2 separate regions of the Homo sapiens genome follow, and region 2 is linked to region 1. A link is an interaction called in ENCODE POLR2A ChIA-PET data of the cell type or tissue named here. Cell type or tissue: Caco-2. All regions are shown on one strand. Links, peaks and the distances in the headings refer to the core of each region. The heading gives the core; the rest is flanking DNA. Region 1 has its middle 18 kb from the start of LINC02633. Region 2 overlaps CSGALNACT2 (chondroitin sulfate N-acetylgalactosaminyltransferase 2).

What was found. ChIA-PET counts read pairs that join two places held together with the same protein. Peaks named below come from ENCODE experiments on the same cell type or tissue, not always from the same donor. Only the 100,000 strongest peaks of a DNase experiment are listed, where the experiment ranks them.
Region 2: POLR2A ChIA-PET joins it to region 1 with 5 read pairs; 2 of 35 experiments call an interaction of 5 or more read pairs at or near these places.

The regions. Positions count from the first base shown.
Region 1 is chr10:43,302,301-43,306,700 of GRCh38, reverse strand. No RefSeq gene overlaps it. Among named protein-coding and RNA genes, the nearest start is that of LINC02633, 18 kb to the left of the region's middle. In Caco-2, for the core only: no CTCF peak of the experiment used is centred there; a DNase peak (open chromatin) is centred at 1,790; H3K4me3 peaks cover 993 bases.
Region 2 is chr10:43,167,101-43,171,500 of GRCh38, reverse strand. The region is part of intron 6 of CSGALNACT2 (chondroitin sulfate N-acetylgalactosaminyltransferase 2); the gene reads right to left. Among named protein-coding and RNA genes, the nearest start is that of CSGALNACT2, 31 kb to the right of the region's middle. In Caco-2, for the core only: a CTCF peak has its summit at 776 (motif pointing left); no DNase peak of the experiment used is centred there.

The DNA.
Region 1 (4,400 bases), core at 288-4,287:
CCCTCCAGCACATTTCCATTTGGGCCAGCCACGTTTCAAATGTCCATCAGCTGCCTGTGTCTCTTGGTCATGGTAGTGGACAGTTGTGGTGGTTCAGTCAGGCTGGTGGGAAAAATTTTAGTTATAATAGCTACAAACCTTCTTGGAAGGCCTCAGAGTTCGCATAACTTCAGTAATAAATCTGACTGAAGGCAGCCTAGTCCCCTTACCTTTAGTTAAATAAATTAGGGTAGAAACAAAGGAGTGTAGGGAGTTTATCTAACAAACTTGTTTAATCATGTGGTCTTAAGACTAACCTTTGTTATACTGAGGGTGCTTAATTGCTTTCTACTTGGGAGGTCCGCAATGTCAATTACCCTCTAGTGGTGTTGACTCAAGCCTTTGTCAATTAATCTTTACTGAATAAATGCGAGTCTCACTAGCTGTTCTGGCCGCAGTGGCAACTGTTTGCGGCACTTTGCATGTAGTCTGTAAGCTGCCCAGACGCTCAGCTGGACTGGCAAAGCAGAGTATCTGTGTATCAGTGTACTTTATTCATCCATCCTTGGGTCAGGGTCTGCGGGACAGACCCCCACAGCCGGTGCCCCCACGTGATGAACACTGGGAAGGAAGCAGAACGGACCCGAGAAAGGAAGGTGAAAAAGGAAACACGTGGTCAGTGAGTAATCAGTAAGTCATTGGTGCCCACTTGGGATTTCCAAGTTCGGGGGAGATTGTTCATGCTGAGATTTCATCATGGGACAACAGTTATCAGCTCAACAGAAACAGTATATAAAAGTGTTGAAACAGTTGCTAAAGGCTAGCAGACCATCAGTTTTGCAGGCTCAATTAAAGGACTTAATGCAAACTGTTGAATCCCAAAGCCCATGGTTCCCTGAAAAAGGCACACTAAACATGAAGCTGTGGGAACAAGTGGGGAGAAATATTTATTTATTTATTTATTTATTTATTTGAGATGGAGTTTCACTCTTGTTGCCCAGGCTGAAGTGCAATGGCACAATCTCGGCTCACCACAACCTCCGCCTCCCACGTTCAAGCGATTCTCCTGCGTCAGCCTCCCGAGTAGCTGGGATTACAGGCATGTGCCACCACGCCCAGCTAATTTTGTATTTTTAGCAGAGACGGGGTTGCTCCACATTGGTCAGGCTGGTCTCGAACTCCCGACCTCAGGTGATCCGCCCACCTCAGCCTCCCAAGGTGCTGGGATTATAGGAGTGAGCCACCGCGCCCGGCCTGTGGGGAGAAATCTTAAACAACATTATGCACAAGGGAAACAGGTCCCAGTAACAGCTTTAACGCTATGGGCTTTAATTAGAGCAGCCCTGCTTCCATTATACATGCAAGAGCCTAAAAAGGGGAAAGAGGAGGAACTGTCACCCACCTTATCGCCTTGTGTTCCCTCAGCCCCAGTATCACCGGGGCAAAATAACAAAGAGGAAAGGGAGGTTTCACCTGAGCCCCCTCCTCCAATAAGTAGGAAAAAAGACAAGAAACATGCTCCAGCTATGGGACCTTGTCTTAGGCAAGCGGCATTAAGAGGGCCCTTAGTCTGCCCGTAATGCAAGATCGGCAAGGCAATCAGCTACATAAGGTGTTAAGAAAAGGCATTAGAGGCCCGATCCCGGGGGCGGGGGCGGGGGCGGGGGCGGGGGGCGGGGAGCGGTGCGGCCGAGCTAGCAAGCATTAAGTAGAAGGGAAAGCTCCGCGGCCAGGAAGTTCGCGAAACCGAAGCCAGCAAGTGCTCCCGGGAACTCTGCACCGAGGGCGGCAGCTGCAGCAAAGAGCCAGGCCCGGCGCGGAAAAGTTAGCCTGTTAGGGCGGGGCAGGAGGCACGCGGGAAAGTCTGACTAGCCAGCGGCGCCCGTGGGAGGAAGTCTCACAGGCGAAAATCAGCACAGAAAAAAGGGGCGCCTTTGCAAGCGGTAACGCTGCCGCTGCCCCAGGACCCGCCTCCTCAGCTCTCCAGCTCCGCAGGCGGCCCACGGCAAAATTTCGAGTGCTCCTTGTAGAGGAGCGACATCCCAAAGTATAATTCTATGCTAAGATTTAAGTAAAATTTAAGATTTGAAAAACCTCTTTCTGATAATGGCCACTGTTCTCTTTCTCTTACCCCTAGCGTGACTCTCCAAATCCAATTTAAGCAAAACTAACCTCTAAAGGGGGAGAAATTACAAAAGTCCCATGAGTTAGTTAAGGAGCAATTAAAATCAAGCTCTGCTCCCTAGTGAAAAAAAATTTCCTGATTGCAAGATTATTCATTTTATGGATAATATTCTAACAGCCCTTAAAATTCACCCATTTTCGTCATTCCCAAAAAGTCTAGTAAATATTTTACCTACAAAAATAGTTCATTCCCCCCTACCTGATGCTTTAACACTGTTTACTGATGGGTCTAGTAAACAGAAAAGTGGCAGTCTAGTACAGACCAAATTCAATCACTCAATCTGTTTGCTAGCAGAGAGCTGAGATTAGGGCTCTGATACTGGCCTTAGAAACTTTTTCAACTCAGCCCATCAATATAGTTAGTAATTCTGCTTACTCTGTGTATTTACTACAGAACCTTGAGACAGCACTAATTAAGTCTACTCTGGAGCCAGCCCTGTGTGCTCTTTTTCTTTGACTTCAGCAATTGCTAGATCAACATATACATACTATTTTTATTACACACATTCAAGCCCACAGCTCACTGCCTGGCCCATTGGCTTATGGCAATGAACAAGCAGACCTTCAGGTTATGACATCACTGCTTGACCAAGCCACCCAATCACATCAATTTTTCCACCAAAATTGGACAAACTTATCTAAACAATTTCAACTTACACAGAGACTGGCTAAACAAATTATCCTACAATGCCCAGATGGCCAGCTCACAGGCATGTCCCCTCCTTCAACAGGTGTTAACCCTAGAGAACTAGAACCTAATCAGTTATAGCAAACAGATGTTACCTACATCCCTAAATTTAAAAAACTAAGATATGTGCGTGTATCCATTGATACCAACACTCATTTAATTAGTGCACATGCTCTGCTTAGAGAGTCCACTCGATACGTCATTAAACATCTTTTAACTGTTACATTTATAAGACAACCCGCAAAAATTAAGACTGATAATGGTCCGGCTTATGCCACCTCACAATTTCAACAATTTTGTCACACGTGGAATATCCAACATTCCACAGGCATCCCATATAATCCCCAAAGACAAGCAATAGTAGAATGTGCCCACTCCACTGTTAAAAATATGCTCAAAAAACAAAAAAGGAGGAGTATGGGTAAAGACCCTGCAACACTATTGGCACAAGCCTTATTTACCCTTAATTTTAAAAATTTAGATGACAAATTTCATTCAATCAGCTGTAGAAAAGCACTTTGATAAAACCTCTCAAGGCATAAAACCAGCAGTTTTATGGAAAGATGTGAACTGTAATGAATGGTGTGGTCCAAATGAATTATTAACGTGGGGAAGAGGGTATGCTTGTGTCCACACCCCCTCAGGTCCTCTTTGGATTCCAGCATGATGCATCAAACCATACCATGGTGTAGCTAGGACCGAATCCGGTACCAGAAATAAAGGAGTTAACCCTGCAAGACCCACAGCCCTGGACAATGTGGCTTCCGCGGATGACGTGAGTCCTGGATGTTACCTGGGGGATGCTGAAGAGGACAATTCAGGAGGCTGAATGAATCCTGCTCCAGACACAAACACCATTTACTCCAGATAATTTATTTCTTGCTATGCTTTCTGTTGTACATTGCATCTCATATAGGGTATTAATCCTTTTTATGCTCTCACTTTGTCTGCAACCTGTACCTGCTACTACACTGTATTGGACTCATATCTTAGACCCACCTTTCTTTTGCCCTGTCACCTGGGCAGACGCTCCCTTCCCAGCCTATAATAACGTGACTGCTTAGTTAGGAGGAATAGATTTACCGCCAGTGAGGTCCCGCAATAATGGCACACATTGGACTAAGATGCCAGATAACATTACATATCACTCCACTATCCTCCCACTGTGTGTAAGTTATAAAGGCTCTAACCCTTACTGTGTACCTGCCCCAAAACAAGTATGGCTACATCACTGTGAAGGAAATGCCTTAGCATTCTTAGCTGCAGGAAGCCTCAAACTGGGCAATGCAATCAACACCGCTTTCCCAAACATTCCTTCCTGTGCTAAAGAACAAAGCCAGGAAAGTAATGGATTCCACTTTAGCTGGGAGGTCTGTCACAGGAGACAAGCCCATAGCCTCCAGTTAGGCAATTATAACATCTTAGACTGGTGCCCCCATGGCCGATTGTAGGGCAGCCTTACTAATGTCTTCATCCATCACAGCATCAATCACAGTTTCAAAGCCACGTCTCGTTCCCCTATAATTTGGGCTGATGGGGGGATGAGATA
Region 2 (4,400 bases), core at 302-4,301, 140 kb after region 1:
TGTGCCTGTAATCCCAGCTACTTGGGAGGCTGAGGCAGGAGAATCGCTTGAAACGGGAAGGTGGAGTTTCCAGTGAGCCAAGATCATGCCACTGCACTCCAGGCTGGGCAACAAGAGCGAAACTCCATCTCAAAAAAAAAAAAAAAGAGTATTAGCATGCTTTTACATTCCCTTCACGCTTCTATGTTGACTTTATTTGCCTCTTTTTGTTTTAATTAATTTTAATATACAACCTTTTATTTTGGAATAATTTTAGATTTACAAAGAAGTTGCAAAACAGTAAAGAGAGTTCCTGTATACCCCTCATCCAGTTTTAGCTTCCCCTAATGTTATCATCTTACATTGTTGTGGTACATTTGTCAAAACTAAGGAACCATCATTGCTATATTACTATTTAACTCAACTCCAGATTTCATTTGGATTTCACCAGCTTTCCCTTTACTGTCTTTTTTTTCTATTCTAGGACCTAGTCCAGGGCACCACATTGCATTTGGTTGTCATGTCTCCTTAGTCTCCTCTTGGCTATGATGGTTTCTCAGTCTTGTTTTTGGTGACCCTGACAGTTTTGAGGAAGAATGGTCAGGTATTTTGTACAATGCTCCTCAATGTGGGCTTGCTGCAGCTTTCCCTGTGACTTTCCTGGGGAAGTTATCTACGTTTTTGGAAGAGGACTGTGAGCTAAAGTGTCCTTCTCATTATGTCATGTCATGGGTACATGGTATCCCTTGGTTAAGGTGTCTGCTGGGTTTCTCCCGTGAAAAGTTTGTTTTTTCTTTCCATACTATGTTCTTTGAAAGTGAGTCCCCTAGTTCCACCTACTGGAAGAGGGAGTATCTACATAAGTTATTTGGAATTCTGTAAGGAAGACTTAACTTTTCTTTCCTATCTAGTCTAGTCACTCAATATTTATCTGCTCATTCACTCACTCATTTGTATCAGTATAGACTCATGGCTATTTACTTGATGCTTTGGGTTATAATCCAGGTTTAAGTTATTTATTTCATTGCTCAGGTTGTTCCAGCTTGGGCACTGGGAGCTCTTTCTGTTGGCTCCTGTGCCCCTTCGACATATTCCCCCTATCTTTTTATTGAGTGCTTTCTTACTTTCTGGCACTGTAAGATGCTCCAGGGTCTTCTTGTATATTTTTTGCCCCTGCCCTGGAATCAACCATTTCTCCGTGGACCTCTGGCTCGTTTGATTGGAGAATAGTATTAGAAACTAAGATTTGGAAGCTGAGTGTACTTGTTACTGTTAGGGTGTCACTGGTTCTAGGCCCTCTCAGCTGACAGCTAGGTAATACACATAAGTATACCATGTACATAACCCGCTGACATCTTAATCCCAAATTGGTATTAATTGCCTTTTTATTATGTCAACATAACTATTTACACTATTACATCAACAAATGTTTAGACTTAATTTTTTTGGTTGTTCACCACTATTTACTCTCAGGTCCTCCTCTCTCAATGTATACATTTATCATTTTGCTGGACTCGATTACAAAGGTCTGTTGAGAAATAAATTCTGAGTCCTTGAAAGCTCAAAAATGTCTATTTTGTCCTAAAATAGTAGGTTGAATATGAATTCTAGAATCAAAGTTACTTTTCTTCAGAATTTTCATAGTATTGCTTTATTGTTTTCTAACACCAGTGTTTTCAAAAAGAAGACGAATGCCAATCTGATTGTCACTCCTTTGTGAACAAACTGGGTTTTGCTATTTTTAGTGTCTCTGGAAGCTATTAGAATTGTCCTTTTACTGTTGTTCTCCAAACACCAGAAGATTTGTTTCTGCTTAGCTCTGGAAACTTTCTTCCATTTCCTCCACTCAATATTCTCTCTTTTCTGAACTCCTATTAATAATTTGGGAGCTTCTGGCTTGATCTTCCTTGTCTTAATTTTTCTCTCATGTTATCTCGTGAACTTTACGTGTCCAGTTGGGTTGTCTTCCAGTTTACAAATTTGATTCAACTGTAACCATTCTGCTATTCAGACCATTTACTGATTTTAAAAATATTTTCACAATTTCCAAGTTCTGATTTTTTAAAGCAACAAATCCTGTTTTATGAATTTAACATTTTCTCTAATCTCCTCAAAGATATATTTTAAAATTACTTTCTATCTGTATTCATATACTCATGTGTTAATTTTTCTGTGTATTAACACTTGGTGCCTCTTTCATAGTATTGTTTTTCCTCAAATGTTTGGTTAGTCTTGGTTAATTGCTACTCACTTTTGTTTCAAGTATTGTTCAGAAGTCCATGGCTGTTAGCTTTGATTACAATGGCCTATCTCCAGTCACAGTCAAGGAGATTAGAACAGGGTCTCAGGGGGAATGCGCTAACAGTAGTTCACTTTTGTAGTCTAGGGGCTCCCTAGCCACCCCGACCAGCCTCTCCAGCTCCAGGGACCACATGCACTGCCTTAGACTGAGGGTCAATCCCTGTGATGCCTGCTTCTCAGCACACCTAGAGAAGCATGTTTATTCCAGGCTCCCTCCATTCTGTCTGCTATGAGCTCAGAGGATGCAAAGCAGCCCCATCTTCACTCACTGTTCTCTTGAACACATTCTAGTCTGTTCTCTCCTCCAGAAATCTTACGCTAACTGCTATCGTCTTACAGAAAGTTCTCAAGACTTACGGCTGCTAACACCTTCTCTCATTTTCCAGTACTAATGTACCCTTTTCTTCAGAATAATTCACCGTCAGATATGGCAGACGTGGGTGCTCAGTTTGCCATTTTGAACCTATTTGTATTTATATTCATAATACTGGCCTATAGATAAGGTAGAGGCGTGTGTGTGTGTGTGTGTGTGTGTGTGTGTGTGTGTCTGTGTGTACTATGCCAAGTGTTGATATGAAGATAATGGTGGCCTCATAAAATATGTTAAGTACATCATATGGTGCTAATATTACCTGCTCTTTGAGAGTCTGGAAAAGCTTATAAATTAAAACATTGTATTTATATACCTACAGGGTAACTTTTTGATAACTGTTTTTTAAATGGCTCTTAATTTCTTCAGAGCTTCCACCTTTTTTTTGTTTTGTTTTTTTGAGATGGAGTCTCACTCTGTCACCCAGGCTGGAGTGCAGTGGCGTGATATTGGCTCATTGCAACCTCCGCCTCCCAGGTTCAAGTGATTCTTTTGCCTCAGCCTCCTGAGTAGGTGGGACTACAGGCTCGTGCCACCACGCCTGGCTAATTTTTTTATTTTTAATACAGACGGGGTTTCACCATATTGGCCATGCTGGTCTCGAACTCCTGACCTTGTGATCCACCCGTCTTGACCTCCCAAAGTGCTGGGATTACAGGCGTGAGCCACCATGCCCGGCCCACTTGCACCTCTTTTATTCATAAAATACTAACATGAACTTAGCCTGTGTTCATATTTTATAAATTCTCAAATCTTTCATTTATTTATAATTTAGAAAACTTACCCTATAAAATTGATTTATCTCAATGTTTTCATATTCTAATTTCCAATGTTTTCCTTTTTACCTGAAATCTGTCTACTTTATGATTAAATTTTTTGTACATAAACATAAGCTTCTATATTTCTCAATCTATTTTTGTTTTATTAACTTCTGCCTTTATTACTTTCCTTGAAGTTATTTTTCATTTTTTTAAACATCTTAAAGTGACTTCTTAATCATTTCTACTTTTTCTTAGTATTAATAATAAAAGATTATGTTAAAAGCAATTTGGTATTCTCGACTCGATTCTGAAACAGAAAAAGGACATTAGTAGAAAAACTGGTGTAATCCTAGTGTACTTAGCAGTAACTTACCAATATTAATTTCTTCACTTTGACAAATGTACCATGGTTACATAAGATGTTAGCATTAGAGGAAACTGGGTGAAGTATGGAACTCTTTGTACTATCTTTGCAACTTCTCTAAATCTAAATTATTATAAAATAATGTTTATTTAAAAATTTTAAAAAACTTACATAAAATTAGCTTTGGCAATAACTGTAAGTTTTGATATATGGCATTTATATTCTATGACTTTCCAGGTAATTTACCAGAGTATACTATTCCCTCTTATTTAGCAGAGTAGATTTAATTTCTAGTTAGTAGGGTTTTTAAAATCAAATTTTTAGTATTAGTAAAAATAAGCTGGTAGAAATGACTGTACAATTTCCACATTCTGGGACATGAGGTTTTCCTTTATGACCTAAACTCTGCTCCCCCTACACTTAATTCTGAAGCAATAAATGTGAAAAGCATCTTATTGGGGGTATAAAGAGGAACTATGGAAATGTGCTTACAATAACTATAGTTTTTCTTTAACACTTTGCTCATGGAAATACAGTTTTTTATTGAAACTTTGTTTTCTACTTACACAACAAACATCTAGAAAAGATCTTTAGAGTCTTTCATAACTGAAAATGTGAAAGTCTC